2 separate regions of the Homo sapiens genome follow, and region 1 is linked to region 2. Evidence: chromatin contacts called from ENCODE Hi-C or POLR2A ChIA-PET data. All regions are on one chromosome and are shown on one strand. Each heading gives the region's core, a stretch centred on a gene start or an enhancer-like site at or near the end of the contact. The rest is flanking DNA. Distances are from core to core; before and after follow the strand shown. Region 1 has its middle 14 kb from the start of TNFSF9. Region 2 has its middle 16 kb from the start of TNFSF14.

What was found. A loop is a pair of places that touch in the nucleus more often than their neighbours do. ChIA-PET counts read pairs that join two places held with the same protein, here RNA polymerase II (POLR2A). Pooled maps may share reads with other maps.
Region 1: a loop to region 2 is called in a pooled map, with 3 times the contacts of the local background. The contact joins two enhancer-like sites. A Hi-C loop is called at or near these places in 3 of 37 single-sample maps with no recorded cell type and 9 of 50 pooled maps. POLR2A ChIA-PET finds 5 or more read pairs at or near these places in 5 of 52 experiments (GM12878, T-cell, activated CD4-positive, alpha-beta memory T cell and 2 more).

Annotation. Positions count from the first base shown.
Region 1 is chr19:6,515,698-6,518,900 of GRCh38, forward strand. No RefSeq gene overlaps it. Among named protein-coding and RNA genes, the nearest start is that of TNFSF9, 14 kb to the right of the region's middle. RefSeq lists enhancers at 435-975, 2,317-2,366, 2,417-2,546 and a silencer at 837-1,006. Within about 2 kb of position 1,319, at least 32 of the 41 ENCODE cell types and tissues checked have a DNase peak (open chromatin) inside an H3K27ac peak, as active enhancers do.
Region 2 is chr19:6,652,713-6,656,058 of GRCh38, forward strand. No RefSeq gene overlaps it. Among named protein-coding and RNA genes, the nearest start is that of TNFSF14, 16 kb to the right of the region's middle. Within about 2 kb of position 1,744, at least 3 of the 41 ENCODE cell types and tissues checked have a DNase peak (open chromatin) inside an H3K27ac peak, as active enhancers do.

The DNA.
Region 1 (3,203 bases), core at 69-2,568, 140 kb before region 2:
GGCCAAGGTGAGTGAATCACCTGAGGTCAGGAGTTCGAGACCAGCCTGACCAACATGGTGAAACCCTGTCCTTACTAATAATACAATAAAAAAAAAAAATTAGACGGGCGTGGTGGTGCATGTCTGTAATCCCAGCTACTCGGGAGCCTGAGGCAGGAGGATCACTTGAACCCGGGAGTCGGAGGTTGCAGTGAGCCGAGATCGCACCATTGCACTGCAGCCTGGACGACAAGAGCAAAACTCCGTCTCCAAAAAAAAAAAAAAAAAAAAAAGCAGAAAACAGAGTGGGGCACGAAGAGTCTCCAGGCCCTATTCCCAGGTCACTAATGATTGGGAAATGGGCGGGGCCTGGGAGAATGACAGGGAGGTGTGAGGGACTGAGGAGTGGGCAGGGTCTGGGAGGCTGATAACAGGGGAAGTGGGCGGGGCCTGGAGATAATATTGGGAGGAACTGTGGCGTGGGAAGGGCCTGGAGCGGACAGCAGGGGAAGTGGGCGGGGCCTGGGGAGAATGACAGGGAAGTGGGAGGGACTAAGGAGTTAGCAAGGGCTGGGAGACAAATAACTATGAAGTGGGCGGAGTCTAGGGAGAATGACCGTGGGGTAGGGGAACTGAGGAGTGGGCTGGGCCTGGGAGTCTGCTGGGGAAGCGGACGGTCCTCGAGAGAATGACAGGAAAGTGGGAAGGACTGAGGAGTGGGCAGAGCCTGAGAGGCAAACGGATGGGTACGAGGGCGGGGCCTGGGGAGAAGCTAGGGAGGTGGGAGGCGGATGACAGCGGAATGGGGCTTCGGTAGACTGACAGGATCAGTCGTGGAAGGGGCGGGCCCATCTTTCTCTTGAACCCGCGAGCCAAAGCCACGTTGGTGCTGGTGATCATCCAGGCTGAGCGCTGGGCATTCCCAGTCTCGGGCGATTTCTTGGCGTTACTTCCAGGCTGAGAGCCATGACTAGGCGAGCTTCGGCCGTGGGACCGAAGACCTCCCACCCTCAGCACTCTAACCTCCCCGACCCTGCCCTCGCTGTGCCTCGTTGGGAATCCGCCTCCGGGGTCTTCCGCGGTCCAGGAGCCGCACCTGCCGGGTGGAGACGCGGGGCTGGCTGGGGTGCGGGAGTAGGAGGTCTTCGGTCCAACCGCCTCCAACCCATTCCTGCTTCCGACGTTCTGTTCCCGCGCTTAATGCCCTGCCCGATCCAGTTCCGGCCTCCCATCTCCCCTTCCCGCGTCTCCACGCTCTTTCCTTCCCCGGTTCTGCCGTGAATGCTCCCAAGTCCTAGAGCACCGGAACTCCCCGCGCGCCTTGGCTCCTGGGCCCCAGCTCCGTGCAGTCCTGGACTGGGGCTCCAGGTCCACCAGGGGGCGCCCGCTGCCCAAGCTGGGTATCGCTGCGGAGAAAAGGGGCCCAGAGTGATTGTTCCTCAGGGGAGGGAGGGGGAGGTCCCCAGAGGGAAGGGCCTGAGTTTCCTCTTGGGGGATGGATCCTAGGTGGTCTGAGGGGTGAGTCCTGGGTTCCCTGGCGGGAGTGGATCTTGGGTGGTCCTCTGTGGGTACAGGGTGGAACTTGGGTGTTCTGAGGGGTAGTCCCTGGGGACTCCTCTGGGAGCGGGGCAGACCTTGGATGGTCGTAGGATTGGACCTGGACCTCTGTGTGTGTGATTGTGCATGCCCATAACGTGTGTTCTTGCGTTATGTCTATGACTAGCCATGGTGCCTGCCATGTATGTGTATCTACGATTGTGTCTTTGGGTGTCTGTCTCAGTGTGTAACCGTGTACGTGTGTGTTGTGTACCTCCATGTCTGTTTTGGTATGTGTGTGATGGTGTGTCTGTGTTGGTGTGTTCTAGTCTCGGTGTGTTTGGTTATATGCCCTGAATATATGTCTCTTGTGTCCTTGTGTGTGTCTGTTGCTAGCTTTTTTTTTTTTTTTGAGGCAGAATCTTACTCTGTCATCCAGGCTGGAGTACAGCGGCGCCATCTTGGCTCACTGCAACCTCTGCCTCCCGGGTTCAAGCGAGTCTCCCATCTCAGCCTCCTTAGTAGCTGGGACTACAGGCACTCACCACCACGCCCGGCTATTTTTTTTTTTTTTTTTTTTTTGTATTTTTGGTAGAGACAGGGTTTCACCATGTTGGCCAGGTTGGTCTCGGACTCCTGACCTCAAGTGATCTGACTGCCTTGGCATCCCAAGGTGCTGGGATTACAGGCGTGAGACACTGCACCCGGTCTGTGGCTAGCTTTGATGGTTGTTGTGTATCTATGATTGTGTGTCCAGGTGTGTGTGTGTGTGTGTGATTGTGTGTATGTCTGCATGGTGTGTCTGTATGTCTGTCTTGTTTTGTGTGATTGTATATGTCCAGAATGGGTGTGCCCTTTGTGTTCTGGTGTCTGTGTGTGTCTACTTGTGTCCCTCCCCCAGGGGAGTTGGAAAGTCCTTTCCAGGTAGTTACCCTGCTGGGATTCCCTTTCCAAAGCGGGTTGACTTCCCAGCACCGTGAGCTGCCTCTTCATGCTCTTGGAAGGGGTCGCTGGGTCTGCCCCAAGTCTGCCTGGGTCTTCCCCAACCCTGACTCCTCCTTCCACTGCCCTCAACAGGGAAACACCATTTCCTGCCTTTGATGTCACTAGGTACAAAAAGTTTCCTTCCTCCAAGTGGCTCTGGCCACTGGTTTCTTTCTGCGTGTGTGAAAGCTGGCCACGATTCTGTGCTTAATGTTAAAACAAAAAGAATAAAACAAAGCAAACAAAACGAACCCATGGAAAATGCAAGCATGCAAAATCATACACCATGAAACATCCACATCTTCTCACCCCAATACCCTCAATTTTTGCACATCTTTCTGAAATGTTTTATACAAACCTATTTCTGCTCTGAAACCCAAAGCGTGCATTCTGCACATAGCAGCCTGCACCTTGCTTTCGTTTCTTTTTTTCCTCACTTGGTTATTCTTTTAAAGGTTTTTTTTTGTTCCCCCGAGACAGAATCTCACTCTGTTGCCTAGGCTGGAGTGCAGTGGCATGATGATCTCGGCTCACTGCAGCCTCTGCCTCCTGGGTTCAAGTGATTCTCCTGCCTCAGCCTCCTGAGTAGCTGGGATTACAGGCATGCGCCACCACACCTGACTAATTTTTGTATTTTTAGTCGAGATGGGGTTTCCCCATGTTGGCCAGGCTGGTTTCGAACTCCTGACCTCGTGATCCACCTG
Region 2 (3,346 bases), core at 494-2,993:
AATGAATAGCTGTCACTGGTTTTATGTATCAGCTATATCCCCCCACCCCCAAAAGTAAAAGGCCTCAGGCATCTATGAAGGGCTAATCCCCACAGATCTTTCCTCAGGAAATTCTTTGCTGGCTTCCTATAAACAAGAACATGAAAATGTTAACTTTAGGTCTGCAATCTAAAGCTAAAGTCTGTTCCATTTCACAGTGACAACGTCAATTACAAGCTTATCTTCCCAGGTGAAAGACAAAGACAAGACAAGATTAGTCATTGCTCCCTTCCTCTTCAAACATTCACCTTAGCTTATGTAAAATGTAGATTTACTGGGCACTAACTAAAGTCTCATAAGAATGTAAGGGTTTGCCTTACTGCCTACCTGCCTTTCTTCCTCAGTGCCATTCCCCTCTTTAAGGAAATGTGTAGGCCGGGCACGGTGGCTGATGCCTGTAATCCCAGCACTTTGGGAGGCCGAGGCAGGTGGATCACCTGAGGTCAGTCAGGAGTTCGAGACCAGCCTGGCCAACATGGCAAAACCTCGTCTCTACTAAAAATACAAGAATTAGCCGGGCATGGTGGCGGGCTCCTATAATCCCAGCTACTTGGGAGGCTGAGGCAGGAGAATTGCTTGAACCCAGGGGGTGGAGGTTGCAGTGAGCCGAGATCATGCCACTTCACTCCAACCTGGGTGAAAGAGCAAAGCTCCGTCTCAACAAAAAAAAAAAAAAAAAAAAAAAGGCCGGGCGCAGTGGCTCAAGCCTGTAATCCCAGCACTTTGGGAGGCCGAGGCGGGTGGATCAGGAGATCAGGAGATCGAGACCATCCTGGTTAACACGGTGAAACCCCGTCTCTACTAAAAATACAAAAAAAATTAGCCGGGTGTGGTGGCGGGCGCCTGTAGTCCCAGCTACTCGGAAGGCTGAGGCAGGAGAATGGCGTGAACCTGGGAGGCAGAGCTTGCAGTGAGCCGAGATCCCGCCAGTGCACTCCAGCCTGGGCAACAGAGCGAGACTCCGTCTCAAAAAAAAAAAGAAAAGAAAAGAAAAGAAAAGAAAAATGTGTAAATATGAAACCTCCTGAAACTTCTTTGGAAAAACAGCCACAGAGGCAACTGTGGCTGGTGATTTTCCCAGATGTGTGCTAAAGCTGGCTTCAGAAACCTTGATCAATTGACTCTTGCCCCTGTCTCACATTCTGGTCATCAGGCTCCAGGATAAGAACCATCCTGCTTCTCTGCAACGATGCGTCTCAAGTGTTCAAATGCTGTGGCATTCCCCAGGAGGAACATAGCGTCCTACTATGAGATTAATCATTTGTTTTCTTGGCCAGGCATGGTGGCCTGTAATCCCAACACTTTGGGAGACCGAGGCAGGTGGATCACCTGAGGTCAGGAGTTCAAGACCAGCCTGGTCAACATGTTGAAACCCCATCTCTACTAAAACTACAAAAAAAAAAAAAAAAAAAAAAATTAACCAGATATGGTAGCGTGTGCCTGTAATCCCAGCTACTCAGGAGGCTGAGGCAGGGGAATTGCTTGAATCTGGGAGGCGGAGGTTGCAGTGAGGCAGGATCGCGCCACTGCACTCCAGTCTGGACGACAGAGTGAGACTGAGTCTCAAAATAATAATAATAATAATTTGTTTTCTCATCATTGCTTCTTTACTTCTACCACCTCTTGGTCTTGGCAAGAGATGAAGAGGGGGGAGGATTTCCTGCCCAGGGGGTGGGGGTAGGGTGAGGACGGTGGACTTCAGGTCCTGAGGAAGAGCTGATGGTGGTGGTGGGTTGGTGGGTGCGGTAAGGAGGCAATCTGAAAAGAAGCTGGAGCGCAGGAGGCGAAAAGAGGAAATGAGGTAGATAAACTTCTCAGAAGTGAAAAGTAGGTTAGCAGCCTGGTATAGGAGGTCTCTGTCCCTATACTTTATTGAAGGTCAAGTACGGGTGTACAGTCTCTTGTTGCACCAGCTTCTGTCTTTGTGGGGTTTTTCCTTGTTCTCCTCCCATCTTTTCCTCCCCTCCCTGTCTTTCCTTTCTCTCCTCTCTTTCCCCTTCATCTCCTTCCCCTCTCCACTCCTCCTCTGGCTCTCCCCTTTTTTCCCTCTCCATCCTCCTCCTCCTCCTCCTGCCACCTCCTCCTCCTTTCCCCCTCTTTCTTCATCTGCCCTTCCCCATCTCTTTCCATCCTCCTCCTCACCCACGTCTCCTTCTTCCTCTCTCTCCAGCTCCTCCAGGTTGAGAGACGCCTCCCAGAATGATTTTTGGAGGCTAAACTTAGCAAGAGGTTCCATCCCCACGCGGAAGTTGGTAGCTGCTGGTGACTTTTATCAATACATGCTCTCCACACCTTGGTTTCCTCATCAAAGCCACAGAAACAGAAAGACTGTGATGAGAGTGAAGGAAACTCCAGCGGGGGTTGGGGCCAGGCGCTGGGGGCTCTCCTACCTCCCACCAGCCCAGCAAGGGCAGGGAAGGCAGGAAACTGCCCTGAATCCACTGCGTACCCTTGGCAGAGGTAAAGGGCATCCTTGCCTCTCTCGGTCCACAGTTCTGCGTCTAAGATGTGCAGACAGTAACAGCTCCTGCCCGAAGCCAAAAGATGCATATAAATGTATAACTCACACAAGACGCCTAGGCCTTGAATAGGCCGGGCACGGTGGCTCAAGCCTGTAATCCCAGCAGTCTGGGAGGCTGAGGGGGGTGGATCACCTGAGGTTGAGAGTTCGAGACCAGCCTGGCCAACATGGTGAAACCCCGTCTCTACTAAAAATACAAAAAGAAAAAAAAAATTAGCTGGTTGTGGTGGGCGCCTGTAATCCCAGCTACTGGGAGGCTGAGGCAGGAAAATCACTTGAACCCGGGAGGCAGAGGTTGCAGGTTGCAGTGAGCTGAGATCACAACATTGCACTCCAGCCTGGGAGACAGAGGGAGACTCAGCCTCAAAAAAAAAAAAAAAAAGAAAGAAAGAAATTCATTTATGTTTCATATATACCTTGTACACATAGACTGAAGATAATTTCATAAAATAGTATTAATAATTTTGTGCATGACACAAAGTTGGTGTACACTGAACCATTTGAAAGCAAAGGTCACTGTCTCAGCCACCCATGTGGACAATCTGTGGTTGCTTGGCATCATCATCATTCCTTTTATTTATTTATTATTTTTATTTTTATCTTTTTTTGAGACAGAGTTATGCTCTGTTGCCCAGGCTAGAGTGCAATGGCGTGATCTCAGCTCACCGCAACCTCCACCTCCTGGATTCAAGCGATTCTCTTGCCTTAGCCTCCCAAGTAGCTGGGATTACAGGCACGTGCCACCATGCCCAGCTAATTTTGTATTTTAGTAGAAATGAGGTTTCA